Linked DNA regions of Mus musculus: regions 1, 2, 3, 4 and 5 are each linked to region 6. A link is a loop called in an ENCODE intact Hi-C map of the cell type or tissue named here. Cell type or tissue: heart. All regions are shown on one strand. Links, peaks and the distances in the headings refer to the core of each region. The heading gives the core; the rest is flanking DNA.

Region 1 (5,322 bases), core at 766-4,765, 370 kb before region 6:
ATTGTTTCTTCTCCAAGACTTCAGGGACAACAAGTGATCCTATCCACTACACCCCCAGCACGGGCCTCGGCACAGCAATTCCAACCAATTAATTCTAAGAGCCTATGACATGCCTCATTGATGACATCCAGAAACCTGGGTGTTAGGGGTACATGGATAGAGATGGACAGAGAGCAAGACCAAAAGGGATCAGAGATAGATCCCTCTTTCGGAAAGGACCAATCTGTTGGGTGTGAGTTTGAAGGCAGAAGGAGCCATGATTTAAGCCTGCACAGTCTCTTAGTTAACTAGCGTCCGACTCCCACCAGCCCCTTCTTTTTTTCCTTTTGTAGGATGCAGAAGGTGAATAATGAAACCATTTTGCTAATAGTTTATGAGGCATGAGATTGGAAATGTATATGGGTAGACCGAAGCACCAGACTAAAATCATCCGAGATGCGCGAGGCTTGGCAGGGAGAAAAACCCTCCCAGTCCCCTCTTCCAAGCCTGGAGCGGAAAGGCTGGCGCTTCTCCCTCTCTGCTCCATCCGAGGGCAGCAGCTTGGCCCATCCTCCCTCTAGCTCTTCACCCTCCTTGTCTCCCCGAGGGGCTGGAGCGAGAAGGAGATGAATTGGGGTGATGGCAAGATAGCTCGACCGGGAGATAATCGTTATCAGCAGGATTTTTCTTCCAGTGATGGGATCTACAGAGATCTATCACGCTAGGCAGCTTTTCCCCCCCCCGGGCATAAAACAATAGGCGGGAACCCGGCAATGGGGGCAGCCATGGGGACGCTGTCTGTCCGTCCATCAAGTTCATCACCCTAAGGCCCGTTTTCCTACAATGAACACACTCAAAACAGTCTGGAACACCCACACTCTTCCTGCAAGTCTTCCCAGCTTTTCTCCTTGCACCACCTCCTCAATTCCAAAGCCTGGGATATTAAGGCAGGATGCAGGAGGACACCTGCGGACCTGATGGGGTTGGGGCGGGGAGCAGAAGACGGTGAAAGATGCTCCCTTGGTGTGGACTCACCAAGGGGTCGCACAGCCTAGAGATAGTCTCACAGCAGCCTGAGAACCTTAGCCCACAGCAACAGCCCCGGGGGGTGGGGGTGGGGGACTGCCCTGTTGGTGGCAAGGCTTCCCAAAGAGGAAAGGCAAGGCGAGTTGGGAGGAGGAGGGTGAGGGCGAGAGTGAGGGTGAGGGCGGGCTCGGCTGGAGGCTGTGAGCTCTAGGCCCAGCTCCCAACCTGTTCAGTGACCGCGGCGGGAAGGCCAGGACAGGTGCGTATCATTGGGTGCGCAAGTCAGGCGGGGGATCCCGCGTTTCCTGGCTTCTGTCCCAGTCTTGGGGCGCCTTCAATGTCTTTCTGAGCCCAGGCAGGGGCCCGGGACCAAATGGCGCCCGGGAAGGACTTCTACCCCACCCCCACCCCCCAGACAAGGAAGGATGTTGAGGCGGCCGGCGCGGTTGTGTCCAAAGCTCGAGTGGGAGGGCAGGAGCACAGGCTTGGCAGAGGCTGGCGGAGAGGACGCGCACACGCTGGCCTAAGTGGACTCGTGGGCTGTGGACACTGTGGGACGCCCAATACTCCTTAGACCTTTGTCCTTTTCCGTTGGGTCCTAGCCAGGTTGGACTCTTGGGCAAATGCGTTTAGGGATCCTGAGGTGACAACTGACAGGATGGGCTATTGGAAAGCGCAGTTGAGGACAGTGACATTTACCCACGGAGGTTCCCAGCTCGCAACCCGCACCGAGGACATTTGACCTTTTCGTTGGCAGAGGGAGGGCGGGAAGTTGTTAGGGGAGGTGGGCTATGGGGGTGCGGTGACTGCAAGCTACTCTTGCAGCTACAGGCCTCCTCGGGCTCAGTGGGCAACGCGATTCCGCAGGCCTCTTCCCAAGCGAGCAGGGCAGACCCTGTTTACCTTCAACCCTCTTCTTCCCGCCACAATTCGCACAGCAACCTACGTTTCTACTTCTTGTGACCCTGGATCCCTTCTTCTGTGCAGCATCCCTCAATGCTTTAAAGCTGAAACCTCGTGAGCTTAGGGGGCTTGGAGTGTGTAATGTTTCCTGTCTGCAATGATTTAATCTTTGAGGAAACAAGATAAAAATGAATATCGAACTAAGACATTCACCTCCGCCCATATCCCAGCCGGGCCAAAGGACCCGAGAAAGGTGAATGCGTGCAATGAGCTCGGTCAATTAGACAAATGGCCCTGTTCCTGATGTCTGGTGTGAACCCATGGGAAAAGGCATCTGCTTCCAGGGGCAGTTTAGATTGGAGAGGGCTAAGCGAGGAGGACCCGCTGGTGCCATTCCGTAGCCCGGCTGCTAGAAAAACCTGCATCTGTAAAGCAAGACACCCCCCACCCCCCACCCCCCAACTTGGCTCTCCATGGTCCTTCCCGGGGCTCAAAGTTCAAGAAAACTAACCGAAAGAGGTCGCTCTCACTGGAGGTCGTTGTTGGGTCGGGAAGGACAACCCTGCCCTCCAGGTTACCCTGGTGGCTTCTAAATTCACCCTGTTGCAATTCCTTCACAGATGCGGGATTGCCCAAATTTCTGTCCCGGTACCTCAAGTGAACCCCGAGTCCTGGCAGTTTTCCTGTCTCCCTAAGGGCTAAGGCTCGCCCAGTCCTGGGGGAAACCCGCCCCGGGCCTTCTCCCTCTCTCAATACTAGGAGGATTTGCCCTTCCTGGCTCGTGAGTTGGCAGCGAGTCGGGTGAGGGGGCAGTAGGGGAAAGCATGAAGCGAAGCAACAAAACTACTGGAAATTCTGGAGATATTAAAATGCAACCGGTGCCAGGAGCCTGAAGAGGAATGTCGGGTCTTTTCCCCAAGGTGTGTGGGTGGGGGTGGGGGAGGGACCTTCACACATTTACAATCGCTCTTCTCATTTGTTAGCTGACTCAATCTAAAACTTTGCTATTTATAGTCTACGCCCGGCAGCCCGAACCCCGTGCCCGATTCCTGGTGCGGAGTGCGAGAGGTTCCCGCGGCGCCTGGCGGACAGTCTCGCTGGCCTCCGGTGACTTGTTTTGTGTTGGTTTTCCCCTCTTGCAGCCGGCGACCAAGCGGACATCCTCGGGGACCCCCAAAGCCACCCACTCCCGAGAGCTCGGAGAGCGGCTCTGCACGAGGGACCTTGTGAGTTGGCGCCCAGCCTCCGGGTACGCGCGGGAGGCGCTGTCGCTTGCCGCGGCGACCTCGCCGGTCGCGTTGTCCCCAGCTTTTGTCCCTTCCGACCTCCAGCCGGGCGCTCTAACTTGCTCTTTTCTTGCTGTCACACATACACCCTTTTCATTTCTGTGCGCACCCCCTCGCACCCCAGTTCCTCGCTCTAGCCTGCTGTCAACTTAAAGCCGAGTTTGCTTCTAGACTCTAGAGAGAAAAGAGGCGAACGGCCTTTCGGCGGGAGGCGGGTGTGTGCGCGGTGCGTGCGGGAGACTGTGCGGGGCCGGTCGGGGAGATTCCGATCCGAGGGCGCCCGGATCCCGCCAAGTGTGTCCTCCAGGGGGGAGGGGACGAAGTGCGTCCATCTGAGGACCTTGCCCTCAGTCACTTTGGCCGCGGCGCCCGCGTAGCCTGACGGTCTGGAGCCACTCGGCCGCCGGCCGCCGTGCGATCACTGGTTGGTCTTAATCATAGCCCCTCGAATCACCACTGAGCAGAAGAGAGAGGAAAGAAAGGAAAGCTGTGGTCCGGGACTGGTCAGAAAGAGTCAGGGTAAGGTCCCCCAGCTCCAGCCAGGCCCACTGGACTCTATCATCCATTTTCCAACGAATGGATGCAGGTAGATCTTGCTTAAGGCGGGACAGATGGTGGCTATGGGGAGACCTTGACCTTGTCCTTTTTCCCCTAAGCGTCAGAGCCTCAGACTAGGTTTCTATGGTGTTAAAAATCAAGAGTCTGGAGGTAGTGAGTCTGGAAAGCTTTCCCGACCCCGGGGCGAGACGAGTTCTCAGGCATGCGTGGACGTGGACTGGCGGGCTCTGGGTGGTTGTATGCTCTCAGCCTCGGTCAGACACTCTTTCCCGCAGGCGCGCTGTGGCCCGCTTGTGGCTCCTTCCTGGTGTGTCAAAGTGTCCTTTGCAATCTTGGCAGAGTCACGGTCTAGATGGAGAGCGATGCAGGGAAGGTTGTGACAGCAGAATACTGGTCTCTTATCAGTTTGGAGGAAAACGAGAGCGCGGGGAGTTAGGAGCCAGGAAATGTACAATCTGGGATCTGCGCCCCTGCCCTGCTGCATGTCCTTGCCTAGTGCCCCCCCCCCCCCCCCCCCCCGTGGCAAGCACCTCCAAGCAATTCGTCAATTTCCCCTAGATATACTGGATCTTACTTTTAGGATCCTTCCTGGAACTCGTCCCGCTCAAGGTTGCCAAGGCTGCTTTGGCAATAGACTAGGGAAGGACGAAGGCTAAGCTCAGACTTTTGGTGGTGCCCTATGAGTGGGCCTTCTCTGCACTTCAGAATTTCCCCACTGCCCACAGAACAAAGGGATGGCATGTTGGGTGTTGCCAGCCTCCTGCCCGCCTCCCTCCAGTCTGCGCACTGCAGGACCTGTCTGGTTCAGGCTGGATAGTGGGTGCCCACACCTAGTTCTGATCTGCCCAGATTTTCACCCCAGCCGGCTTGAGACAGTTGGCAGTTCCTCTGCCAAAAGCAAAAGCCAGTTTCTGCCACTATCCCCATGCAGATCTTGGAACTATGGTTAGGAAACTGGTAGCATTGACACTTACTGTACAAATCTGCGAGTAGAAGCCCTGTCTTAATCTCTCTTCCACCTACCTCTCTCCTATCCCTCCCAAGATGCCTCATCTGAATTGTCAGAGTGACTTGCCCTGTGCCTAAAGGGAAGGAGAGAGGGAGGGAGGGAGGGAGGGAGAGAGGAAGGGAGGGAGGGAGGAGAAAAAGAAGGGAAGGACAAAGAGGAGTCAGGCACAATGAAAATAGTCAGGCCTCTGTAAAACAGAATGGCCCTTTGCTGGTTGCTTTCCTTCTGCATGGACTTTGAAAGGAACAGAAACCTTAGAGAGGGCAGTGGCCACCAATAAATCAAGTCTTTCCTTACCCCCAGGACATGAACCTTTCCTATCTGTCCCTTGCTTAGAAGACACCAGTTAGAGATGGAGAAAGCCAAGCACCCCTCCTGGTTCTTGAGCTTGAATCCAGCCCACCAGGCTCCTGGACCTCCCCAAAGCATTTGGCTTGTATCAACTTTGTGATCCGCAAGCTCCTCCAGGCATTTGGATATGACCTTACGAAGCTTTGCTTTGGCATAACTTCATGCCATTGTGCTGTTGCTGGAATCCCTGGCTCCTGTGCTCCCTGGTGC
Region 2 (5,322 bases), core at 585-4,584, 840 kb before region 6:
ATCCCACACCGTGCCGTTTGTTAGCTAAGTTCAGTATGCACTTCTTCACACGAAATGTGAAGCACTACCTCCCATTCCTAGCGTGAGGGTTCATTTCTGTAATTCCAGCCCTTAAGGAGGCTAAGACAGAAGAATTTCTGTGGTTTCAAGATCAAGCTGGGACACATACTGAATTGCAGAACAGCCTAGGCTGTGTATACAGTGAGATCCTGTCCCCCATAACCCTCCAAAAGCTACTACCCAAAACTAACTATCAATTATCTTACTACCAAGCCCTCTTAAGCTCCTGTAGAAATTTGCCATAACAAAATGACAGAGCACAAAAGAATTTAGAATCGGAAGCAGGGAATATGTGAGTAAGAAAGCAAACATAGGAGGTGCAGGGTGTAATGGGGCTAGTAGTGGAAATTAAGTAGTGGTGAGCCCTCCAAAATGACTGGCAGGTTTCTCCTGTGTCTGACTCCTTTCACTTTAGAGCTATAAATAACTACTCTATTGTCCAGATAGTACATGGACTCCTTGAGTGTGTTAACACACCAAGACTGCTTCCCATCTGCCCTAAGTTTCCCACTGCGTCAAACTCTGGGCTTCTTTGGCTCCTGGGCAGATATTTCTCCCCCTTTCCTCTTATGAACTATTAACAATCTCTCAGTGTTCTCCAGTCTACACTAATAAGGACAGCTGAACAGTTAATAGATTTCATTGACAACGCAGTTTAATAGGAAGGCGAGAACATCTTTAAAGGAAGGGAAAGGGAAAGGTCAGTGTGGTGAAAAGTTGTAGGAATTGTGGGAAGTTGTTGGAATTGTGGGAAGTTGTTGGAACTGCCCTTTGGCATGAGAGCAGGACTCTGAACGTCCAGACTGTAACTAGCTGTAAGAAGGAATCAGCTTCATCCATATGTTAGAAAATCCTGTTGGTGAGCTTTTCTTGAGCATAATGTCAGGCTGCGGTGGGATGACCACACTGAAGAGCAAAGGAAGGAAAGACTGAGAAGCAGGGCGGAAGCAATAGCGGAGGGTTGTCAATGTTTATGCTGAAAAGGAAGGGTTGTTTTAAACATATTTGTTTTAGATTTTTGAAAATTTCATAATTGCATATAAAATATCTTGATCATATATACCTTCAAGTTCTCCATAAATCCTTTTAGACCCACCCCAACCCCGTTCCCATCTTTCTCTTCTTTTGTCCTCTTGTTTTTAAAAATTTCTTTGCATAACCATCGGGATCAATCTGTGCACACTCATGATTGTGGGGCTACCAACTGAAGCATGGCTGACCAACTAGAGGCCATACTCTTAATTATGGCTGTCCCTCCCCAGAAGCCATCTGTTACGCAAAGCGCCTCAGCTAGGAGTGGGGTGTCTGTGAGTGTCTCTCCCCTCTATATTAGAATGTTGACTGGCTTGCCTTAAGCAGGTCTGATGCAGGCGACCACAGCTGCTGTGGGGAGCGCAGCTGTCCTTCATGTGCAGAAGACACCGCTCACTGCAGCCCTCCCTGACCTCGGGCTCTCTCTGTGTCCCCTGAGCCTTGTGGGAAGGGAGTGTGATGCAGGGCTCCCATTTAAGCTGAGCACTCTGCAGACACTCAGTCTCTACATGCTCATCATTGGTGTGTTCCTGCACTGTCATCAACCATGTAAAGAAATCTCTCTGTTTAGGGCTGAGAGCTGTGCTAATCTGTGGGTACAAAGGATTCTATCAAATGGAGAACATGGAACCTTTCAAACTTGACAAATGTCAAGTGGAAATGAAATATTATTGTTTTTGAAAGATTTCTCTGACTGTAGTAAACTCATTGGTATAATGAGCTTGACTTAACTAACAGTAATTCTAGAGAACACTGTCATTGCTTTGAATGAGGGAGATGGGCATGCGAAAGCTGTCTTGACACACGGAATGCTGAGGTGGAAGGCAGTGGAGAACTGCCTGATGGAGAAAGTCAAAGGCACATGACAAAATGCATGCAGCCAAGAAAGGGTACAGCCAAGTAACCACAAGGAGCCAGACTGTCCCTGAGTGAACGAAGTGGCTGCTAAGGTCAATGGGCATAACATGTGCTGCAGCCACTGATGGCCGTGTGTCAACACCATTGCTCCTGAGCTTCCCCGTAATGGCTGGGTATTCTAGCCTAAGAACCTTGTCCACAGCAAAGCCTGTCCAAACACAGTATTTCCAAATTCACGAGACACCTGACCCAGGTGCACCCACACTATTACACATGCAAACAGTGGCACATGTACACAGAGGGACTGCCATTTTCCATGGCTCTATTTCCAGATGGAAGTGCAAGCCACATGTCACATACTAAGTCCTTAATGTACATAAGCAGACCACCTCTCAGCTTGCTGTCTTAGGAGGACAGAATAGAAGATAGTACACAATTCAGAAAAATTAAATATTTCTAATAAAGCATTTTAATCTTATAATCTTGGTCTTCTAAACATGTTTCCCATTTAACAGCCTATCAGTTTATTATAACTAGGTCAAGTTTAAATTTTAATTAAAATGTATTCCTTCCTTATATAAATTCAATTTGATATGGTTTTGAAAAGAAGATTACTGTACACATTTTATTTTTTTAAAAGATTTAAGTATATCAAATTATAGTTTGTTGATAATGATCACAGCAAAGGGCATTTTTAAAAATCACAAAACTGATAAGAATTAGTTTTGTACCCATGTGAAAATTACTAGGATAAGGAAAACATAAAAATATTATGTAAATGATGACATGAAAATTATTTCTATAATACTTTTAATTTCCATTTGCATATGCGTTAACTAGCAAATGACAGAAAATAAAATATGCAGCTATATTGATTGCTCCATATTGTGTTTCTATGTTCTTTCCTATGATCGTATTAACAGGAAATGAGGTAAGTCACCGTCGGTCAATTACTACTAAGGACAGTTCTGTACAGGATGCTCATCTCCAAAGCACCGGCCACTGCCATTTGGATCTGGAGTGTTACAGGCACCTTGTGACTGGGCTGAGCCTCAGGAAGCAATGCTTTCCTTTAGTGAATTCAATAACAGGCCTTTGCGTACAGCCACCAGTAGGTGGAGCAGACAGCATAATTTATTACTGAGAACAAGGGCAAAGGAATGAAAGTCGGGTTCTTTGGAATAAAACAAATCTGTAAATGAGATTTTCTTCAAAGGAAATATGCCCTGTATGTGTTAGATTTGGTTTGACTGGTTACTGAATCAAAATAAATAACTTTATTAAATAATCAATCTTCGCAGAAAGATAAATTTACAAATGGAGGCATTGCTTGCATTTTACTTTATTCAAATCAACTAAAATTAGCTTTCCTTTCAAAAAAATTTTACAGGGACAAGGAATTTTTTGATGTGTTCATTTAGTAAGGACGTTGAACACAATCCTGCTTTTCAGGTGGCGGGGCATAACAAATAGTATTTTCTAGGAAATATAATTGACTAATCCTGTTATGTCTGCAGCAACAAATTAACCTTATTACTACTAGTAAATGGTGATTGATTATTTATGCAAATAAGTTGCCATGTTCGGCTTTCTGATTGAAATAAACATATAAAAGAGGCACTTTACTATGACTTGAACTTTTTAATTAATAAAGCCCTGAGGGGTGTGTTAATTCACCCATTGCAATATTAGTTATTTACTCATGTAACTCCTATTAGCACAAACATATTTGCTTGAATAAAGATGAGATAACAATAAAACTATGAATAGCTCCTGAAACTATTTTTAAAAAATACATCAGAGTCATACTGAAATAGGCTTAAAAATAAGCTTAAATTATGCCTGTAAGTATCAATACATCAGCATAACCAGTCTAGGGTTATTAATTCATTAAATAGCATTAATGAATTAATTATTAAATGTAGAAATTAATAAACACAATTTTGCTCTGCCAAATTCAGCAGTGTTTTCAAAGCATTGTTTGCCTAATGTTTTCTATCTACTAACAATATTAGGCAACATTAAAACTATAGGAATATAATGTCAACACATTACTATTGTACAGTGCAAATTAATAATGCCATTACTAAATTGTTGAAACTCCCAATAAACTATGTTGTCTTCTAAAGATGCTACAGATGACATTCTTTTTACAAAGTTCAACAAAACTGTTTGTGTACAAATAAACTTCTCACAAAAAAAAAAAAAAAAGAACTTTCCCTTGCTACTGACAATTAGACTGTGAGTCTTTGGAAGTGAAACCTCCTATCCTAGACACCAGCGGTCTGGGGGAGTTAACATTGACAACTAAGAATATTTTTAAATCCAAAGTTCAATTTCCACCCAATAGCCAAGTCATTAAGGCAAATGAGAAACAATGCTCACATAGAGTGTATATTTCTGTTTCTTATATAGGGAAAGTATTTTAAAAAATTTTTGTATCAGCAAAATCAAAACTGAAAATGGTTGTTAATCTTAGTGAGACTGCTTATAGATAGCAATTTTCTCCCATTAAAAACTTTGTGTGACAGCCGACTTAAATGAGGTTGAATGTTCCTTATGGCTAAGGATCTGCTAGCATAACCACACACGCACTAAATTCCCAGCACAGGACCCATGGAGGGTAGGCATTCAGAGACATGCCAGTCAGAGGACAGGCTGGGGGCTACAGTCAGTGTAGGAAAGCTCTACCTCGAGTGGATCATGAGACAAACACTGAAGCAAAGGAAGCAGTCCGGATCTACTGGCTGTGTAGCAAGGCTTGCATTTGCCATCCTTTGGCAGCATCCGAGACCATGGACCAATGAACAGATTGGACAATAAGGTGGTATCACTCTTCTATTTTATCACCAAGATGTTTGCCCTTGGGGGGGGGGCGGTCCTCCATAAGTTCAAAGGTTATCCTTTTATCTCCTTAGTTACCTATAGTTACATTGTAAGATCACCATCATTTCATAATCCAAATTACCAGGATGATAGAATCTCTGACATCTTTATAATCTTCTCCAAGGGAGGAGGTCTGACAACACAGCCTCACCTGCAATGTCCCAACACCAATGGCACCGGGTACAGTGAAGTCAGCAGCATGGAGGCCACAGTGTAAAGAGCTCTCTCTACTCCTCAATTAATAACTAAAACAAATAAAAGAAAGGAGCCAGCTCCCTCCTGCCACCATCAGGCTCTTGGGGCTTGAACCAAGGGTATTAGACTTGGTGGCAACTGCCTTTATCTACTAAGCCATCTCACCAGCCAATTCACACATTTAAAACCATATTTCTCTGGGTAGAATATTCTATGTACAATGCATGCATTCTCAGCAACCATAACAAAATCTTAAGTATAAGAATACATTTCTAAATATTCTAAATTCCA
Region 3 (5,322 bases), core at 837-4,836, 64 kb before region 6:
AGCTCAGCTGAAATCTGAGCCTTCTGCCACCAGCTGTGCTGAACCCAACTCCAAAGTCTCAGGTTGCTCTGGCAGAGAAAGCCCTGCTGTTCTGCTAGGCAGCTTGTAGTGGCTTGGGACCCTGTGAGCCTGGGCGGGGCTGAGGCTTGAGCTGGGGGGGTCCTGTTCCCGAGTAGGCAGGTGGCACAGACCCCAAGAGAGCTAATCTTCTGAAATTCTTTGGGTGGTTAGGAATGTAGTGTCTCCTCTTTCTCAAGGCCCTACTCCAAAATACCAAGCTCTGAAGCCCATGTGCTAGATAGACAGAAGGCTGGACTGGCTTAAAGCTCAGGCTAGGCAACCAGCTCCTGTGACCTCAGGCTAGACCCTCACTTCTCTGTATCTTATTCCCCAATTTGTAAAGTCAGGAGAGTAATAAAAAATGCTCTTTGAAAGACTAAACATGTAAGGCTCTTAGCTCTTGCCTGCTGCATAGCGATCAACCTCTGCATGCTCCGCCTCTGTATGTGCAGCACTTTTGACTTTATAAGAGAAGAGACTGGGGGAGTAGGTCACCAGCTCAGCGCAAGACCACTTAGCCAAGAATAGAATTCGTCTTCCCCAGCTTCATGCTTTTACACTACTAACCTAAGGTGCTCTGCCTGCAGGCCCTTCACATTCCTATTCTAGGCTAACAGTGGGAAGGCACAGCCTCACCCAGATCAACCTGACCTGATACATCTCACGCTCATTGTGCTGATGATAAATGAAACAGAGAACCATCTCTCATGATCGCTGCACTAAGAACGCTATTGGACTTTTCAAAATCTGTGTTTTGTGTGCTTGGTGATTTTGGAATGTTTAAGGGGAGCAGGGCGGGGGGTGGGGGAGAGGGTATAGGGAACTTTCGGGATAGCATTTGAAATGTAAATAAAGAAAATATGTAATAAAAAAAGATACGATTATACTTGATGTAGACATTTAAATGAACTTTGAGCCTGAGCCGAAATATGGCAGGATTTATTTATTTATTTATTTATTTATGTATTTTACTGTTCACAGTGGTGAAAGCCCTCTACAGTCTTCTGCAAAGACATAGAAGCTTCTAGAATAATTCTAGAAGCTGGAAATAATTCTAGAGAAAAACACATCTTCTAAGTGAAAGACTGAAGTAAGTGGCAAAACATAGAAAGGTTAAAACTCTGTGTATCAGGCAGCATCAAATGGTATGGGCTATGTCTGGGTTGTGTATCATGTGTGAGATCAACACTCATAAATACATTTGCAAGTTAATACCCGGGTATTAACTAGTCTAAATGACTAGTTATCAACTGGGAAAAAGAGTTGGATTTGCCAGTTATCAAATGATTTACATACACACAATTCTCTCAATAAACAAACAAAACAGTTTATGCTTGTAGGCATTATGTATTTCAACTTCTTCTATATTCTGAACTTTATTCTGCAGATGGAATTTCCATTCAACCCCCCCCCAAAAAAATACTAAATAAACACAAGTTGGCTGTTCTTGTCCAGGGCTCAGCCTGTTAAGTTGGTTGGTTGTTAGATATGGTTCAGTGGTCCAGGGGGCGGGAGCATTACTTCTCAGAAGTTGACAGCAATGTTGTCATAGTTATGTCAGGATCTGAGTGTGTGTGTGTTTGTGTGTGTGTGCGCGCGCACGTGCGCACACTCACGAAGCCTTTGGGCACATTAGCACATTTAGGTGGTAATGCAAAATGGGAAGTAATTGGGTTGAGGTGCTCCTGAGACATTAGTGGCGCTGCAGGCAGGGAAGCACGCATCGGAAAATAAATGACAAATTAGTATGCGTAATCTCTTTATTGTGAATCAGATGCCACGGCAGAGGTTCATAACACATTAATAAACACCAGTTAATGCAAGGGAGACCTATTCCTGAAACTCACAGGGGCAATCGGAGTACTTTCCCAAGAATGTGAGCGTGAAAGCCGGGGAGCTGAATTAGCAGTGCAGTGCTTGCTGTCCCAGTGGAAGGAGCTAAGAACCCACATACGTGCTCCTTGGAAATGGAGGGCTCCCATAATCCTAGTGTGTGGGGGTAGAGCTAGGGCATCCCCAGGCTAAGCTGCTCCATAAGGCAGCTGAGTACAAGCTGAGCTCTAGTTGAAAATGGAGAATGACTGAGGATGGTACCTCATATCAGTCTCTGACCTCTACATCATCATACATGGCCACACACATGTACCTCACTCATGTGAACATGCATACACATTTCACACACACACACACACACACACACACACACACACACAAAACATACCACATAACACACAAAGAAGATAACATGAATTTACTAAATAATTTCTCCTCTATACAGCACACATTACATCTAAAACTAAAGAATGTGCCACAGGTGTCCTTGTAGTTCGGAAGCACAGGTGGACACTGTCATTCAACTCTACCTGCCTGAGCATCTCACGTCTCTAGCAAGCTGAAGACAGGCAGGTTTTGCTCTTTCTTTTCTTTTCTCACAGATGAGCTACCTAAAGGTTGGGGCAGTCAAATGACTGAGCAAATGCTGCTGAGTCAGGTAAGAAGTGAAGCCTCAATTTCCAGGCTTCAAAGTTTATAGCCTGTGATCTCACATCCTCGTCTATGTCAGAATAAAAATCAATATTCATTACAATTATGTAATACATATTTTCACCTATCCTGAGGTGACTCGGATCCCTGGCCTGCAATTACAAACGTATCTAAAATCCTAAATTATTAGTAATTTACTGTTCTTGATAACACAAGGCATTAGAAGACCTCCTATGTATGAAAATTCTGAGACACCCACAGCTGAGCCTTGGTGTGTCCACAAGTGTCACTCAACAGGCTTGGCATGGCCGCTGATCTCCTGTTCCGGCTCTTGTCTGACTGAGTCATGTGCTTAACAGGCAAAGCTATGTGAGTCATGGGGTTTCTCTCCCAGCATCTCCAGTGCATGAGTCAGCTACCACCGCTCACGGGATCCTTTAGTGACTAGGCGCCGTCCATAAACCCCTCCAGCTGAGATCTGGTCACTCTGCCAGCTTGTGCATCTCTGTGGTGAGCCATTCAGCTGGGTGCTCTATTTTGTCTTAGTTAACACGATGTTCTGTAATTGTCCTGGTGTTTATTATAAAGGTGATGTTCTTGCCTGTAGAGTTCTTTCTATTTTTATGTAGTCAGCCCTTCCCTTGAAGCTGTTCAGCGTAGAAAACGGGCACTAACTTTATGCTGGTCAGTCTGGACTAGGGAGGCTTGGGGTAATTGTGATCCCTCTTGTTTGTTTGTGTAAGGACACGAGCTGTGACATCAGTAGGAATGAGGTCCCCTGAGATATTGGAAAGAGTTGATGATGTCCCGTCAAGGTCACGGAGGAGAGCTGGTGGGAGAGCTTTACCAAGAAGCGCTTGCTGACAGGAGCCTGATATGGCTGTTCCCTGAGAGGTTCTACCAGCACATGACTAATACAGATGCAGATACTCACAGCCAACCATCAGGACCCCAATAGAAGAGCTAGGGGAAGAGCTGAAGGAGCTGAAGGACATTGAAACCCGATGGGAAGAACAATATCAACTAACCAGACCACCCAGAGCTTCCAAAGACTAAACCCCCAACCAAAGAGTATACACGGAGGGATAGATACATATATAGCAGAGGACGGCCATATATGACATCAATGAGAGGTGGGGTCCTTGGTCCTCTGGAAGCTTGATGCCCCAGTGTGAGGGGATGCTAGAGAGGTAAGGTAGGAATGGGTGAGTGGGTGGAGGAGCACCCTCATAGAGGCAGGAAGGGAGAGGGAAGGTGATAGGGGCTTTGTGGAGGGGTAATTAGGAAGGGAGATATCATTTGAAATATAAATGAATAAAATGATTAATAAAAGAAGAAGAGGAGGGCTGGGGCTGGAGCTCAGTGGTGGAATACTTGCTCCACATGTAGGAAACTGTAGGTTCCATCCACAACGAATGAGACCTGTGTGCTGTGTGGTTTGGTGATTATGTTTGCGCTAGAGTTATCACCGTTCATTTTTTTTTCTTTTTTAAAAAAATTGTTTATTTTATTTATTTACATATCAAATGTTATCCCCATTCCCAGTTTCCCCTCTACAAAGCCCCTATCCCCTCTCCCTCCCCCTGCTTCTATGAGAGTGTTCACACACCCACCCACCCACCCACCCACCCACTCCTTTCTCAGTGCCCTAGTGCTCCCTTATGTTCAGCAACAAGCTGTCCCTTCCCATTGATGCCAGATAAGGCCATCCTCTGCTACGTATGCAACTGGAGCCATGGATCGTTCCATGTATACTCTCTGGTTGGTGGTTTAGTCCCTGGGAGCTCTGGGGGGTCTGGTTGGTTGATATTGTTGTTCTTCCTATGGGGTTGCAAACCTCTTCAGCCCCTTCAGTCCTTCCCCTAACTCCTCCATTGGGGTGCCAGTGCTCAGTCTGATGGTTGGCTGGGTGCATTCACATCTGTATTGGTCAGGCTCTGGCAGTGCCTCTCAGGGGACAGCTATACATTTTTAAGGGAGAAAAGTTCCATTGTGTATGGCAATTGCCTGTAATAAAGAAGGAGGAAAAAACAGGAACTGTCGATCCTTCTTCGCATCTGTGGATGTTGCGCCTCTGTGGTTGTTGCGCCCTGCTCTCTTGACCACTGTCAGAACAGTGGTACCACAAACACTTCCAGGAGATGCCCTGCACCCCTACTGAGACAGGAGAAAAGCTCTGTTCTGCCACTATGTAGAAATCACCTTAGTGACGCCTTTGACTCCCGCTTTGGACATGGAGCTCAGCATGCACCTAATATATGCTTTTCCACAGAGATCCATCCCAGTGTCCCATAACGTTTCAGGACCCCCTGGACCTTTAGAAAACACTTAAATATGTTAATTTAGTATTTTTTTAATCTTTCTTATGTTAAAGAAATAAGCTGGAGGCAGACAAGGTTAAAATACTGGATTTCAGTTCCTTGTCTAATACCTTTCTTAAGCATATACTTGACTCCTTAGCCGGATTGGTTTTTGGGGGGTGGGGTGGGTGGGTGTTTGTTTCTCCTCTTGAGAGCAACGTAGGGTAATTACTCTGTCTACCTTCCTAAGGACAGTGTAGTAATGTTTCTACTAAGTAGCCTGTGATCAGGCGGCAGATAAACAGTAGAGCCTCTGTTTTAATGACCCCCTTCTTGACAGTGGCCTGCCCTGTGCCAGAGCCAGCACCCTGGGCCCTGCTTTTGTTCTATATTCCCCAGTACTACGACAAAAACTATTTACATTTTTGCCTGAATAGCTTAAACACCATTTTAGAAGACTTTAGATTGCTTTTGAACA
Region 4 (5,322 bases), core at 812-4,811, 520 kb before region 6:
CTCTGTAAACCAGAAGCATGCTCTCAGAAGATAACCCTCAGCCTCAGACCCAGGTTAATGAGGCAGCTCTACTCACTCTTGTATCTGCTTATATTACTCTCACTGATAAGTAGAACCATGCGTGTCAAGGCCTTTGGTCACAGAAATCTTACATTAGTAAGCCTTGGGGCTGCACACTTGGCTCCGGCTTGGAAGGTGTTGGGGTTTCCTAGACACAGAAGATTCCTGTGATACAACCCTCTACCCTTAGCTCCCTCTGGGTTACCCTAAGAACAGGTACCATGGCTCTATTTCATGTTCTTTGCCCTAAAGGCAACCCGGCAAGACCTCTAACATGTGCACCTGGCACTAAACCAGACCTGAAACGGGGGCTGCTAAGACCTGCTGAGAACGGAGAGGAAGAGGAAATTTGAGGATATTCATCCTCCTCTATCGGGCCTCCCCTCTCTTGTTTTGAACTGTCCAGTTCACAAATTGACCAATCACATTCCCACCCCCACACCCCTGCATTCTAGCCTGCCACACTCACCCAAGGAGAAGTTCTCTGTAGGTACTTGGCAGTTCTAGAGAACACAGGCTTAAATAAGAAGTAGCCTGGAGCACTGCAAAGACCTAACAAGACAGAAATACTTGATTCTACTTCCAGCCCAGCCCCCATTGCACCTTGACCTTCAGTGGGTCACTTAGACAGAATCTTTTGTTCACTCATCCATTCGTTCCTTTGTTTGTTTTGTTACAGTGACTCACAATGTAGCCCAGGCGAGCCTAGAATTCACTATCTTCCTGCCCCAACTTCTCCAGTGAGATTAAAGGCATGTGCCACATGTAAATGTGCAGAGTAAATCTTTCAAGTGTGTTTTGTTGTTGCCAGTGTTTGGTTTTGTTTTTCTTTTTTGAGACAAAGTATCACCCGGTAGGAGGCCAGGCTAGGCTTTTTTTTCTTTATCCTCCCTCCCGAATGGCAGGATGATGGTATGTATTCCCATGCTGGGTTTGAATGTTGTTTTGTAGTCAGATAACAGATACAGACAATTGTTGGGATCACAGTGAGAAAATTTTGTCAGCTTTTCTAGAAAACTGTCTGAGGAAAATGCACACCACAGCGCCTGGAGATTATTCTCCTTTGACCCCCAGCAGTGTCAAAACTTTGGGAATTATCACTATAAATATGCAGTGGCTGGCCTCTAGGTACTGTGTCCTCTGTCCACCTCACACTGTGATGTTCCTATCAAGGTGTCCTGTGACTGCAGATGGAGTCCTTAGCTTCTCTAAGCTCAGATTTAAATGCTGCTCAGATTCAAATCCATCTCTTCCTCCTACTGAGCTCTGTCACCAAAGCCCATTGGCTGGGAGGAAGCTCTCGGGGCTGTGCTGCCTGCTCTGAGAAGCCCTGATCTCCTTGCTACCTCTGAGCTGTCCGCTTGCTGCCTGAGGAGTGAGTTCTTTCTGTCAGGTCAGTTATCTCTCAGGACCACAGCTCTGATTGCATCTGACATTGCTACAGAGTAGAGGTTGCTTCCACCGTAGTATCTTGAACACTCAAAAGGCTCTGAACTTGTCGGAGGAGCAGACAGATGGTGCTCAGAGACTCCTCGGAGCTCTCTCCTACCCCATGCGTGTCCTAGCCTCCGCTGACACTCCAGTACCTTCCACCATGTTCTCAGTTAAAAGGATACTGATGAGAAGGTGACTCAGTGGTCCCTCTGATGAGCTAAGATTCATTTCCCAGACCCACAAGATATAGAAGGAGGGAACTGACTCTGGCAATTTGTTCTCCATGTGTATGTACATAGTGCCCCAACACCCACAAATAGAATCTAAAATAAGAGACATGCCTTATTAGTCTAGTATATAAACAGTCTTCTTAGGTCAGATGGGTGGCTCATACCTGTACTCCTACCACTGGGGAGGCTGAGGCAGGAGGATTGTTGAGAGCTGTAGGCTAGCCTGTGCCACATAGTGAGTTTCTAGGCCAGCCTAGACTGCATAGTAAGATCTTGACTCAACACCTCAGAAGTAAATCACCTCAAATATACAAAAGCTGCAGCTAAGTTCATGTTATACGGGACATTTTAATGAGTTTTTGAGACATTTTTGAACCCTTTACCTTTGGCAATACCAGTTAACTGTTTTGTGGGTTTTGAGTTGTTTCTTACACACCCAGGGAAGTCCATGAGAACAGCTACCATGCTGTATTTTGTAATCAGTGAACCCTAGAGTTTAGGGTGGCACATGAATGATAGCTACAATCTGTAAGACTTGGAGAGGGGAGAAAAAAAACCTTCAGAAGTACGCATCTTATAGAGTCTTAAGAACTAGAGCTGCCCAAAGAATGCTCTTAATCACGCTATCCAACTTTCCTCTCCTTTAGATCACAATACTCAATGTGGAGGAGGGAAGGGCAATCCTGAGCTTTCATTGGGCATCTCAGCAAACTACCTTGGTCTGACAGCTCTAGAAATTCTATTTCGTTCTTTTCTGTGTCCCCAGAGGCAGTTCCGTATAAGGTGGCATCGACACACAACTCCAGAGAATGCAGCTGATTACACACCAAACTTTATTAACCAAAACACAGAGGGTTTACATGACAGAAGCAACTAAAGGGAGAGAGGGCTTATTCTGGATCATAGTTTGAGAAGACAGTCTGTCACGGGTTGGGGGAGGCATGGAGACCAGGAGTGAGGCTGCTGGTCACAGTACATCTGCAGTTGAAAAGCAGAGAGAGGTTTGTGTTAGCCTGCTTTCTCTTTCTTATTCTGATCAGGGACCTAAACATGTAATGTTACCATCCACACGGCAGGGGGCGCGCTTCCTACCTCAGCTATCCAATCTGCATGCTCCCTCACAGACATGCCCAGGGGATTGCAATCTAGGTAATTTTAAATCCCGTTGAGCTGCAAATCTATATTAATTGTCATAGTCACCCATTTTGGGTTTTCTTCTGGGTTAAAACACAGCCGACACATGTCCACCATAGAAAGGAACACACAGAGTGAAGTCATTTCTGCACACGATCTCCCCCACAGCACAGCAAGACCCACTGAGGGATAGCTTTAAATTTTCGCTGATAACACTCTCAGGCTAACCCAGTGCCTGCCATGACAGGAGTACTACACTTGTTTATGAGTGGGAGAAGAACAACGGCATAGCGGACTGTCCTTCAAAGCTGTGCTGCAGCGTGTGGGACCTTCTAATCCTCTCATCTCCCAGATTCGATTGGCACAAGAGGAGGTAAGGATCATTAGAGTGACGGGCATGCCTGCAAGAGCATCGCCCGCTCTGCCCTACCCATACACTTAGGTTTAACAAGGGAAGGAAGTGTGAGAAAGTGCCCGAGGAACACGATGTGCAAACGGAGAAGGAGAAGATTAAGATGAAGGAGGCTGTTTTCTGGCATGAAGACCTGTGCTCTAAGTGTGGTTGTTTATTACGAATGTTGGATGCACCAAATGCATTATCCAACCTTCAAAATGAATAATTTACAGTGGGCGCTCTGCACTGGGTTTGAAGGCAGCAGGGTGATCCTGGAAAACAGGCCTGAGAGTGCATCTCAGGTCGAGTGGGGGTTGGGAGTGGATTTTCAATGTGAGTCTGCTGATGCAGATTCTGACTGTGAATCTAGATGCGAATTCTAGATGTCAGGCAGCCCCCACAGAGCACCCCTTTGTTTGAATTGTGATGTCATACATTACGGCCACTGTATCTTTTATCCAGGTACACAGGCTGATGTAACCTCCAGCTGAACCCTCTGATGTCATGAGCCAAAATGGATTCTTTCTACCTTAAATTGTCTCAATTAGATATCTGTTCACATAATATGACACTTTTCTATAAGAATCTCATAATATATATGGAATTATACATAATATCATCACAGAAAAAATTAGTATGTATTAAATGCATTTTCTTAATTTTAAAAAATGATTTAATTTTGTTAGTAATTTATTTGTGTGGAGGGACACTTGTGCATGATTTATGCATGTGTGACATGTGCACAAGTCTAGGTGAAGAGGCCAGAGAAGAATATTCGATGCTTGGCTGTATAACTCTTCTCCTTATTCTTCTGAGACAGTGTCTCTTACTGAACTTGGAGCCTGAATTCTCTGCCTAGATGGCTGGACAGCAAGTCCCGTCTAGTCTTCTGTCTCCACCCTGACCGGTGCTAGGGTTATAGAAATGTGCAGGTAGGTCTGGGTGTGTTGAAACTTGGGTCCTCGTGCCTAAGCAGGACACATTTTCATATAATAAACCACCTCCCAAACCATCTTAATGCTTCTAATTAGACATTTGTAAGAAGATCAAGTGATGGAATGCACTTCAGGCTAAGCACCACATACATGGTAGCATGAGTGTGGGTGGGAAGCCCGGGGAGTCTTTTTAAACTTTGTCAATATGAGAAGGAAAACACTCATGCAAAATAAAAGCTGGGGAGCTGAGAATGAGGCTCAGTTGGTAGAGTGCCTGCCTAGCACGAAATAAGCCCTGGGTTGAGCCAGGTGTGGTGGTGCACGCCTTTAGTCCCAACACTCAGGAGGCAGAGGCAGGCGGATTTCTGAGTTCAAGGCCAGCCTGATCTTCAATATGAGTTTCCAGGACAGCCAGGGCTACACAGAGAAACTCTGTCTCGAAAACAAAAAACAAACAAACAAAAAAAAATTAAATTGGTTTAATGCTTAGCACGACGTAAACTGTGCATGGTGGCATATACCTGTAATTCCAGCATGGAGATGAAGGCAGGTGAATCATGAGTTCGAAGCCATGCCTGGCTACATAGTGAGCAGCCTAACTCTGTCTCAAGAGATAACAATGTTGAAGTAGCTGAAAATGGTATTCTTAATAACTCCCATTAAATAGAGGTCTAATGCACGATGAGAATTCTTGTAAGAACTATACAACTAGGACTCCAATTCAAATTCCCCAAGGACTAAGCTATTATTCTCTTTAAAGTTATTGTGTATGTGTGCATTAGTGTTTTCCCTGTATGTTTGCCTTTGTATGAGGTACATGCATACAGTATTGCCAGAGGCCAGAAGAGGGCGTCAGATACCCTGGGACTGGAGTTACAGCCAGTCCTGAGCCAGTATGGTATCTAGGCTGGGTTCTTTTTAGTAGTGTGCAACCAGGGCTTTTAATCACTGAGCCATCTCTTCACCCAGGAAGATCACCGTTATTGGGACATAGATGTTCGAAGTAGAGAAACTAGTAGTTTTTTTTTTAGCACCTCTTCTTCAGAGAAGATACGGTTAGGAAACAGGAAATTTAAGGTCAGCCTTTAGATGAACTCAAAAGGCAAAAACCACCTTGATTGTGCAGGTCAGCCCT
Region 5 (5,322 bases), core at 862-4,861, 55 kb before region 6:
CCTATTTACTTATTGGAGGCATATATGGGCCACAGCACACATGTGCACAGCAGTCAGAGGGCAGCTGCAGAACCTGGCTATTTTCTACCACATGGGTACCAGAGATTGAAGCTGAGTGGTCAGTCTTGCCAGTAAGCGCCTTGATCTCCTGAGCCACCTAACCACCCCATACATGCTTCTTGGGTGCTCAGACTCACTGTGGTTTTCTTTCCCCTCCCCCTCCTTGGAGCGCTGCAGTCAGGGGTCATGATGACTTTTAATTGGCTAAAGGGACAGAAAGATGCTGCTGGAAAGTTAAAGCAGGTGCTAGGAACCATCTTTCCTTACCTAGTGTAGTGAGCGCTGCTTCAATCCTCCTTTCCCTTTGAGACCAAAGCTAGACATCCATTGTTTGTGGAAAACAAACAAACAAACAAATAAAATTCCCCCAAATTAAAGCAAAACAAAACAACACATCCAATGTTATCTTACTCATTAATGTTTTATTAATACACATTGGGAACAGAGATTAAGACAAACAAACAAACACTATGTTGACAAATAGAAACAAAACTGGTCAGAAAGTCCGGACTAAACTTGATGATCTTCCAACAGCATGTAACACTTTTCTGTCTCTTTAAACTACATATTTTTTGTGCATTGTGATATGGAAGTGTGAGTCAGAGCACAATTTTTGTGGAGTCAGTTTTCTTTTCCCGCCTCCATGTAGGTCTCAGGAATTGAACTCATGTTGTTGGGTTTGTGCAGCAAGCACTGTCCTGGCTGAGGCATATCGCAAGCCCCTTTTTGACTACTGGGGACTACGCCAATATAAGTGTAACACCAAAGCATAGCCAACCTCCAGAAAACAATTCCTAGGCAAAATATCCATGCATTTCTCACAGAAAGGGTGGGAAGCTTGAAAGAGCCTCCTATGTGCCTTTATACCGACAATGAAAAGTAAGGATTGTCCAGAAAGCTAGAAGGGTCCAGAGAAAATACTGGAAGCCTCCAGAGAAAATGCTAGAAACCTCCAGGCCAGTCCCTACTATACTGAAACATGAAGCAGAATCTAAAGCTCGAGGCGGCTACGAACTTGACTCTTACTGGTCTGTTACTGACTTGAGATCTCCCAGCAGGCATTGCAGTTCAAGAAATCTATGGAACTCACTCCTTCATCAAGTATAGGGAACCTACCCTGTGTTGAGACCAAGACGAAGTGACAGAGTTCCCCACAGAGCCCTGGCTTTACAGATCAGCTTTCTGTCCAAGCCCACAGGTTAGCTGGCACGCATCCCCTCAGTACCTCAGGGAGGTAAAGACTGAGTCATCATCTCATGATAGGTTTATTCTCCCCAATTCTTAAGACAACAACAGAAAGATGATACCTGGATGCAATTCCCCTGCCAACAGAGTGCTGTGCAATCCCTGAGTCCCCCGGAAGAGGATTAGAGGTTAGCTCAAGGATCTTGATGTCTCTTACACTCTCGATCCCTCCAGCTCCATTTCACTTCCGGAGCAATACCACACAGGGGGCGGGACTAGAATGAGGTGGATGGTCCACAGCCTGGGCATCACCGGTGACCTTGTTACTGTGTATTAATTTGTAGTAGTGGAATTAAAAACGGTCTGTTCTTCTGCACAGTCATGCCTCCAGTTGATAAGCACAAAGAAAAGTAAATTAAAAAAAAAAAAAAACTCACCTATTTCAAACCCTCCCATGCAACCTTTTTTGTTTTATGACAAAAGAGGCTTAATTAACATACCAGGGCTAAGCAGCCTTCCCAAACTCATGCTAATTATGTATTCTGTTGACCGTGACTCCAGTCATACCGTAATTGGCTTGCAGTAACATGACATTTCAAATCATCTCTTGAAATTACATCAAAAAGCCAGCCTGTTTTGTTTTGATAGGGGAACAATCAATTTGATAAGTGGTAACACAGCTCATTGTTTCACATTAATTAGACTAATTGCTGCGTGTTAGCCTCTGAAACAGACAGAACTTGGAGAAGACAAAGGCTGCGGCCTTTCACACTCCGTGCCTGTGATGGTTCCACTTGCCTGCACATCCTACAGGCAGAGGACAGAGCTGTTAGGAGGCAGCCTTGCAGGAAGCTGGGGTTAACAGTAGAGTGATGTGTTCTGCTGAGTACACAGGCTTTCAATTAGAGCATCTAGGCTCCTCAGACCCGCAGACGGACAGAAGGATGGCCTCAAAGAGAAGCTATTGCCTAGCTATTACAGGTTAGGATCTTCCAAGCAAGTTCTAGAAACCTCCTGACACCTTTCCTTCCCACCCTATATACTCTTGGATTCCTGCTAAAAATGCCCCATGCAGAGCTCTTTGTAGTATTCTGGACATAAGTGCTTTAAAAACAGGTCTACCACAAGACAAACGGAGTCCAAACAAAACCAAATACCTCGAACTAAAACTCCTTTTAAACATTTCCAATTACAAAGGTGTTTTAACCCACAGGGATGGAGCTGCCTGTCATTCCCAAGGGCTCATTGCTTAGCTCTCCATTTGACAGACTGTACCTTGGATTATTCTTGAGCCTGCCAATTTGGCCAAATTGGACAGTGTGATGTTCCTGACAACAGCACATGTCAATCTCAATTGGCAGCCAAGAGCATTTCACTTGTGACCCGCCTGGGCTTCTGATTCTCACAGTGGTTAAAGCTATCCTGTTACTGGGTGTCTGATGCAATGGAACAGAGGTCTTGTCCAAGCAAGAAACATCCAGCACTTATTTTAAAAGGCAGCAAAAGAAAAGACGCTCCGGCTGCAGAGCTCATATGTGGTCTAGTTATCCAGGGCTCGGAACCTTCGCTAACTGCTGGACTAGGTGAACCAGGGTCTGGTGGGTATGTTCCAATCCATGTCTGTAGCATCTTCCCTGTTAAGTGGGATATGACTCTACATGTCCGGCAACACAGCTTCCTGCCACCAGTGAATTTAGATGATCTGCCCTCTTGATGGCTCTTGGTTTGACTTTGATATCAGAGACACGTGTCAAACACCCATCGGTGCTGTCTGGGAGCACCCTGGTTCCTGGGGAATGGAGCTCCCCACGCAGTGCATGGTATGGAAGGACTTCCTCCTCTCCAGTTTCCCCAGCTGCACTGAGAGGCCACTGCCGCCTTGAACAGGAAGGAAAGCAACAGTTTTCCCATTAGATACACAACGGCATTACACACCCTCAAATTGTGAGTATAGTGCTTTGCTGTGTGCAAATGCTTGCTGGACTTGGAGAGGAGAGTTGGGAACCTGGCTTAGGAAATGGATATGAGATGAGGAGAGAGTGGCTGGCTTTGCACATGAAGGTAGGGATGGGGGAAAGGGTGGGATACAGACATCCACACCAAAGCACGGTGTGTCTATCCCTCTTTTATCACCCCTTCAAAGGAAAGGACCCTTTGCAAGTACAAATGCATGCAGCAGATTTGGTTTGGTCATTTTGAGTGTGTGTGTGTGTGTGTGTGTGTGTGCGCGCGCGCGCGCGCGCGCGCGTGCGTGCTATATCACCTAGCAATGAAATGGTTGTTTCTCCAAGTGATTAAATCTTCCATAGCCCCTTTAAAGGTACAAGGGTTTGTGATTTCAGTGTACCAAGATGCTAATGTTCCTAGGAAATCTCAGGGTTTGTTCAGAAGGCAAATGACAAGGGTGTGATGTGCCAAGACCAAAACCCCTTAAAATGTAGGCACAGGGTGAGCCCCCTTCTCTTCAGTACAAGTTGAAAGCTTCATTGTTAGCATCCTTCTGTGGCTCCTGCCTCTAGTAAAGTCAAGCTCCACTGTAGGCAGAGAAAACCATTCTCATTAGCTGAGCACCAGCCTCTTGCAAGCTTGGCAGCCAGCCTAGGGTCCTTAGGCTGTCCCATGCTCCACCTTAACGAGATATTGACAAGACATGGCTAGCCACACCGAGAAAAGGGACTAGGTAAATTAATTAATGAATTAAATTGTCGAAGAACTGACAAAATAATTGTCAGTATTTGAATACAGATCCATTGTTCAGCAGAACAAGAAAATGGACCAGTTGCTTGGTGTAACAGCTGGCATACCAGTGTGTGGGTGCTGATTTCTTTTTGTATTGCTTCTCTCTCTCTCTCTCTCTCTCTCTCTCTCTCTCTCTCTCTCTCTCTCAAGTGTGGCTATAGAATGGGAAGTTAGGTAGAAGAAAGAACTACCGAAGGATTCTTAACCTGTGCCCAATCCTTCTGGCCATTTATTTACTTAATTCCGACTGGCTTTTCCCCACTTTCCATTTAACCACAGATTCTCCAAACAAGACACAGTGGGATAGAGTCACCAGGCTTGGGACTAGGAAGCAGAGCCTAACAGCAGGTAATTTCTGCTGAGGAGAACAATAAGGATCAGAGAAAAATCAGGAACAAATAAACATAGGAAGACATAATGTAGGGAAGGTGTTTAAATGGGCACAGTTGGCAGGCTATTAATCACATGGTGGTCCCACATACAGACCTGTGTGAGCAAAGCTGCCACTAAAGGATGAGAGGGTGGACTGAAGCCCAGGCAACTCTGCAGCCCTCCCTCCAGCAAAACATCAGAGGGGCAATGGACAAGCAGGTTAAAAAAATTTTTAACAAAAATTGATATGGTTTTAGTAAATATTCAAATTCCAACTGGTTCTTGCTATCAGGCTGATGTTTAGTTGTGACCATGGCTGTTTTTACTTCTAAATGGGGAAAGTGGATTTCACTGAGAGCCAGAGATTGGTTTTGGAGTAGAGATGAACTTGTACACAGACACTCATGGAAGCCTTTATTTCGAAAACTATGAATAGAAAGTTTGTAGAAGATATCAGGTGTCAATGTGGGACCTGAAGAATGAATAGCTTTTAAAAAAATAATAAATTCAGTTCTTCTGTATAATTTCTTATAAGAATCAGAGAATCTCGCCATATTCCTAAGTTGAAGACACAGCTCTGAGAGGGCTGGCCTTTGGCTTCCCCCATGTTCATCCCATGTCCTTACCCAAGGCCATCAGCAAAGGACCCCGAGGGATCCACAGTCCTTGAAGATGATGCTGACCCACAATCCTTCACACTCCAGGGCTGTGGACCATTGTTGGCTTGTTTACTTCATCGGCTTCTGTCACTGGAGGCCACGCTGGCCTAGATTTCACTAGATTGGCCTTGAATCAATGGTAGTCCTCTTGTCTCAGGCACTCAGGGGCTAGGATTGTACGATGGAACCAGCACACCTGACTCCAGTTTGCCACTCATTCCTTTAAAAGTGCAAACCCTCAGGCTGATCTCATAGAATCTGGACCTTCACATCCCAGACAAAGGCAAGCCCAAAAATACAGACTCAC
Region 6 (5,322 bases), core at 535-4,534:
TGGGGACATGAGTACAGTCTTTGGATTTACGTGGTGGAACCAGAGAGCTGACTCCCACAGACTGTCCTCCAAGCTCCACAAGCTCACCACAGTGCTTGTGTCCCAGCCCCTCACACATAAATAATAAGCAAATGAAGCAAGATAAAATGTAAGAATTGATTCCTTTTGTTGATTTTCAGAAGAGGAACTCCCACCTCCAGTCTCCTATAGCAGTTGGGCTGAACTGTGTTCAGTTGCTACCTGTCATTCTTTCTATCAGAGACCTATCCCCTCCTTCAACCCCCTTTGCACAGCACCCTTGTTACCACTGTGGAACTTTTCAGAAACTTGAAATATGTGAAGCTTCTTGGTGCAGAGAGGAAGCAGGGAAAGGAGGATGCTGATTCTGCTTACTAAATCAAGAAGCAATCCGTGTTTCACAAATGTCTTTGTGTTTGAAAGCCATGTGCACATCAAGCCCTTGATTCTTGGAGTTCTCAGTTGTTCATCTGCTAAATGGGAACAACAGCCACCTTTTGAAGTACCTGAATAACCCGGGGTTGAAAGACCATGTGAGGTTGTAAGGATGTTAGCTGGTAGCTCAGTGGGCAAAGTGCTTTCTGAGTGGGCAGGAGGACCTGGGTTCAATCTTCAGCCCCCAAATAGAAGAATAAAATAAGTCTAAAAGCCAAGTAAACTTAAAGTAAAAGCATCTATTTTCTTTCCTGTGGCTGAAGTCCTCTTGAAGTAACCAAACCATGGGGCCAAGATGATGGCCTTTAGCATGTCAAAGTGGTTGACCAGATGGCCAGGCCCATTCTACATAATGACTCGTACTCTGGTGGTTTGTAATTTATGAAGCTTTCTAATCGGAAGTACACTTGGCTGCCAGCAAGCTCAGCCACAGCATAGATACAGCTCCATCTCAAAATGAAGAAAAATTCAACCTGATACTCTTTTCCCAGAAATAAGGAGCCGCTGCAAAACCCAAGTGGGTTAGTAGAGCCCGTTCTGGGCCTTATTTATAAACTCAGAAGAAAGATGCAGGGCAGTCCATGCATGGCTCCTAGCTTGGAGTGATGATGGGGAAGGATGGTTGGAGAGTGAGGAAGAGAGAGAAAGTGCAGGGAAAGAGCTGCAGTGAACTGATGAGAACATTTCTCTACTTCCATAGTAAAAGGAGGGCTTTTGGGTTTGTTTGTTTGTTTGTTTGTTTGTTGTTCCTCCTAATTTTTTTTAATTGATTTTTTTCTTCCTGTATGTGTATGGGTGTGTGATGTGAGTTTGTGATGTGGTAAGCCTCTGGACCCACATGTGTACATACACACCTGTGTCTATGCGTAGCACCAAACTTGACTACACTGTCTTCTTCGATAGCTCTTCATTTAATCTTTTGAAACAGAGTCTCTCGGTGTACCTGGAGATGGCCAGTTTCAGCTAACCTAGCTAGTCAGTTTGCTCCAGGATGTGCTGTCTCTGCTGGGACCACAGGTGACTTACATACCTACCTCCTTCGTGTATTCTGGGGACCAGAACTCTGGTCTTGATGCTTACACAGCAAGTGCTTTATCCACTGAGCCATCCCCTCAGCCTCCCATCAAAGGTTGTTACAAGTTGGAAGAATGAGAACTGTGTTGACATCCTCACACCTAAGATGCTGCCTGGTAGTATCTTTCACTAGGGATGTGAACTCTACTAGTTTTGTTCTCTGGTCTTTTTTCTAACACAACCACCTTGCTAAATTAGTCCCATCTGAACTCACAATTTCCAGAGAACATGGCTTGCTACACACACACACACACACACGCACACACACACACACACACACACACACTGCCCCCTTTCTCCTCCTGACATAAGGAGACTAAGAATAACCCATCCATCCACTCTTTCGTGTTGGGTGCCTTTGCGATCTGGAACGCTGAGATCACTAACTTCAGGCTAAGAAATAAATCTGCCTTCAAAAAGCACTGAGAGGGATGGGCGAACATTTTAGAAGAGAAGTCCGTGAAAGCCTCTTGCAGTGCTAGATGGATCTGTGTGGGTTGATGAACCACTCAGAAAACAATAGTTTCCTGATTCGGTTGTCTTAGCTTTTAAGCTTTAGCCGTGAGAAAATGGTTAAACAGACAGCCATCACTTTGCCTCACATTTCACTTGTGTGCTTTTCTTCCTTGCATCAGGGAAAGGAATGGTGTCTCTCATTTGATTCAAGTGAAATCTTTGAAATTGTATGGCTTTGGGTTAAGGGTGTAGGGGTCGGGGGAAGCTCTATCATAAAGGAAGAGATCCCAGTGTGTTTTACAAGTAGTGGCATATTGCCTGTGGACTTCCTCATGTGTGACATTTGCTAAATTGCCACTAAAAAAAGTTCACAGTTAAGTCATGGATTTTTCATAGAGGGTCATACATAGCTAAGGAACTTTATTTTTTAGGTCTAGGTGTTGGTAGTAGAGGATCTTGGGATGAACTGTATCTAAGTGGTGTTAGGAAGTAGATGTGCATTGAGCATCTGTAATCAAAATCTCAGTCTGATGGTTAAAAAATCTCACGAGCCCTTGATGAACCACAGAACTTTATAAAGCAGTGCTTTGAAAACTAGGGGTGGAATATAGGCAGAGAAAGAACCGAGGCAGCCCTCTGAGGAGTGCGAGGGAGTCAGCCGCAAATAGTGGAGAAATGGCCTAGCTGGGAGGCTTACCACGAGCAGAAAGCAAGCAGTCTGCGCTCTCCCAGGCAATGGCGGCCAGCTTAGAAGCGCCACTGCCCTCTGTTGTTCAAGGAAGAAATGCAAACCCCAGAACAGGAGCTTTGGCAGCCTTTGCTATGTAAACAGACCACCACTGCGAATCAGGACTGCACTGGAAGGAAAGAGGGAGGGAGGGAAGGAAGGAAGGAAGGAAGGAAGGAAGGAAGGAAGGAAGGAAGGAAGGAAGGACAAAGAGGGGCAAGTGAGGGAAGAGAAGGAAAAGAATGAAAGGAAAGAGGAAGAGAGTAGGAGATGGGTAGAGAAGGAAGCTAGGAATACAGGGGTAGGAGAAGGAGAGGAGGGCAGAGAAAGGCTAGAGTGCTCTCTGCTCTGCACTTCACTATCATTGAGCAAATGGAAGAACAAAATTACTAACCCCCCACCCAGCCACGCTTACATTTATTATCGTAAGAACTATTCTTCAGAAGAAATATGGCCTACCTTTATTTTGCCTTTATTTATCTTATAAAGCAGGTTTCCTATTTTAGCTCGAGCTGAAGCAGATGATCTTGTGGCTATCCTCCTGTCTCAACTCCAGAAACACTGGGATTTCAGGTGTGACCTGCCACTCACTACAAGAGACACCTTTCAATTTAGTCCTGGCAGAGGGACCTCCAGTCCATCCACTTTCTTCACTGTTTCTTGGTTTCATAACTCTCAGCTGACACCCCATGCTTGGACCTAGTGTAATGTGGGCAACGATTTCTTGTTTCCCCCTTTCTCTAATTGACATTTCTCAGTGTTGATTTTTTACTTTTTACTCTGCTGTCCCCACAGCAAACACAAGGATCAGAAACGTATTTTAAAAGCTCCAGGAACATAGAAACTGGTACTCCTCGGCTATGTGTTTTACAAAATTAAAGATTACTGAAGGCAGGACAACGTCATTCAGGCGGATCATTTGGAATTACATTAAACAGCTGCTGGTGGGCAGCTGATGACAAAGGCGTCCATTTTGATCTCCTCAGCACAGGGACGCTAGCAGGGCGCTCCCCACGTGGAGCTCTGAAGAACACATTGTGCTCTGGAGACCCACACAGCACGCTCCCTTGGTGCTTGTTGCCAAACACTGGACTCTAATCACTTTGTATTCAGTCACAGATCCAGGAAGTCCAAATCCAGCCAGACAAATGCAGCCTGGCTTAGCAGAAACAGCTATAACAGGTGCTTCAGTGTGGTCTCAGGGAACCTGAGAGACAGGACAAACAGTAGAGGATAGTGACCATCCTGTCTGGTTGCCCAGCGCACAGGATGGCACCCGGCCCTGAGCAGCGGTGCGCCGTGGAGGCCAGCTAATTGATGCCTAAGTGATGGTGGAACAATACAAAAAAGATGCTTAGGTACCCTAGCTCTGCAGGCCCTCTGCAAACGGACTGCTGCGGGGGCATCTGTAGTCTGGCCCCAACCCCGAGACAGAATGGATGGGAGTAAAGCTCATGTACGGTTAGAAACTAAAGGGGTGGATGACTGATTTGACGTCAGCAGGTGCTGAAGATTGCTGGCACATAGCAGCCAATGAAACTGGACTGGCTGCTGGCCTGCTCTGCCCCTGTCTGCAAGGACAGGTGGTGCACCCAGCAGGCCATGCGCATGTGCCCTGTGACTGTTTCTCCACGAAGCCCATTCCTCCCTGTCATGGGTTCCTTGCCACATTCCAGGTCTCAAAAGCTGAGCCCCTGAGAAAAAGTTCACAAAATGCAACTGATTCTTTGATGCCCTCCCAAATCATCTCACTTCAGAACCAGTGAGACAGTATAGATGCCTCGTAAGGAGCAGGGAGGTGGGAACAGACAGAAAATGCCCGAATTTACCTGGCGTACCCTAAGCATCTGAACACTAGAGGAGAGCCTGGGGCCCCTGTGCGTTTAGTCAGGGTGAGCTGCAGAGGAAACCGGAAGCAGGAAGTGGCAAACACGGACTCACAGTTCTGTTAATAGTCAGACTCATGGTCTGGTATTTGCCTCTGCATCGGTGTTAACATTTGACTGACCGTCTTGTGTCAGTCAAAAGATTAAAGAAAGCCCTTTATTCTTCTAACCGGATAAAAAGATATAGGTCAGATTAGAGGAACTGGGCATTTTTTTTTTAATTTTTAAATAAGCCATTGAGTGTAGTAGGCATTAGCAAGGGTATATTTACAGTGAGTTGAGAACTCATTGCTTATCATGGCTTTGGCTTTCATTTGCTTCTCTCCTCTCTCTCTCTCTCTCTCTCTCTCTCTCTCTCTCCCTCCCTCCCTCCCTCCCTCCCTCCCTCCCTCCCTCCCTCCCATCCATTCTATAGCTCTTAGTACTTACTTACTGGATTCTAGACCACTGCTCTATCACTGAGCTACCTTCAGCCCAGAGATCTTCTTGTAATTTGTATTTTTCCATAGCTATACCTTCAGATACCCCCATCTCAGCACACACATCTAAGGTTTTCAGGAGTATGACCACTTCTATCACTCCATGTTACAGGATCCATAGCATCCCCCTCTCATTCAGTTACAGCACACTGAGGCAAAATGAGGGTGACAGACTGAGTGATCTATGTCATGCAAGCATAAGGGAAAATGTGAGTGGAGTTCACTAGTCATATTTTGGTCCCCTACG

Evidence for each region. Peaks named below come from ENCODE experiments on the same cell type or tissue, not always from the same donor. Only the 100,000 strongest peaks of a DNase experiment are listed, where the experiment ranks them.
Region 1: a loop joins it to region 6, with 3 times the contacts of the local background. A loop is called at or near these places in 4 of 42 quality-filtered maps.
Region 2: a loop joins it to region 6, with 2.8 times the contacts of the local background. A loop is called at or near these places in 9 of 42 quality-filtered maps.
Region 3: it touches region 6 in a loop (2.1-fold over the local background); 2 of 42 quality-filtered maps call a loop at or near these places.
Region 4: a loop joins it to region 6, with 6 times the contacts of the local background. A loop is called at or near these places in 19 of 42 quality-filtered maps.
Region 5: it touches region 6 in a loop (2.2-fold over the local background); 3 of 42 quality-filtered maps call a loop at or near these places.

The regions. Positions count from the first base shown.
Region 1 is chr1:187,606,072-187,611,393 of GRCm38, forward strand. All of the region lies in intron 1 of Gm36388 (a long non-coding RNA gene), which reads right to left. It also overlaps a transcript of Esrrg not described here. Among named protein-coding and RNA genes, the nearest start is that of Gm46176, 40 kb to the left of the region's middle. In heart, for the core only: a CTCF peak has its summit at 3,133; DNase peaks (open chromatin) are centred at 1,740 and 3,110; H3K4me3 peaks cover 3,891 bases; H3K27ac peaks cover 3,742 bases; H3K27me3 peaks cover 1,271 bases.
Region 2 is chr1:187,134,599-187,139,920 of GRCm38, forward strand. The region is part of intron 6 of Spata17 (spermatogenesis associated 17); the gene reads right to left. Among named protein-coding and RNA genes, the nearest start is that of 1700007P06Rik, 12 kb to the left of the region's middle. In heart, for the core only: a CTCF peak has its summit at 3,073 (motif pointing right); no DNase peak of the experiment used is centred there.
Region 3 is chr1:187,907,998-187,913,319 of GRCm38, forward strand. It overlaps a transcript of Esrrg not described here. Among named protein-coding and RNA genes, the nearest start is that of Esrrg, 87 kb to the right of the region's middle. RefSeq lists an enhancer at 1-1,059. In heart, for the core only: no CTCF peak of the experiment used is centred there; a DNase peak (open chromatin) is centred at 2,924; H3K27ac peaks cover 2,469 bases.
Region 4 is chr1:187,449,585-187,454,906 of GRCm38, forward strand. The region is part of intron 1 of Gm37896 (a long non-coding RNA gene); the gene reads left to right. Among named protein-coding and RNA genes, the nearest start is that of Gm37896, 4.4 kb to the left of the region's middle. In heart, for the core only: a CTCF peak has its summit at 2,803; no DNase peak of the experiment used is centred there.
Region 5 is chr1:187,916,528-187,921,849 of GRCm38, forward strand. It overlaps a transcript of Esrrg not described here. Among named protein-coding and RNA genes, the nearest start is that of Esrrg, 79 kb to the right of the region's middle. In heart, for the core only: no CTCF peak of the experiment used is centred there; a DNase peak (open chromatin) is centred at 2,554; H3K27ac peaks cover 266 bases.
Region 6 is chr1:187,971,902-187,977,223 of GRCm38, forward strand. It overlaps a transcript of Esrrg not described here. Among named protein-coding and RNA genes, the nearest start is that of Esrrg, 23 kb to the right of the region's middle. In heart, for the core only: CTCF peaks have their summits at 2,744 (motif pointing left) and 4,303; no DNase peak of the experiment used is centred there; H3K27ac peaks cover 1,831 bases.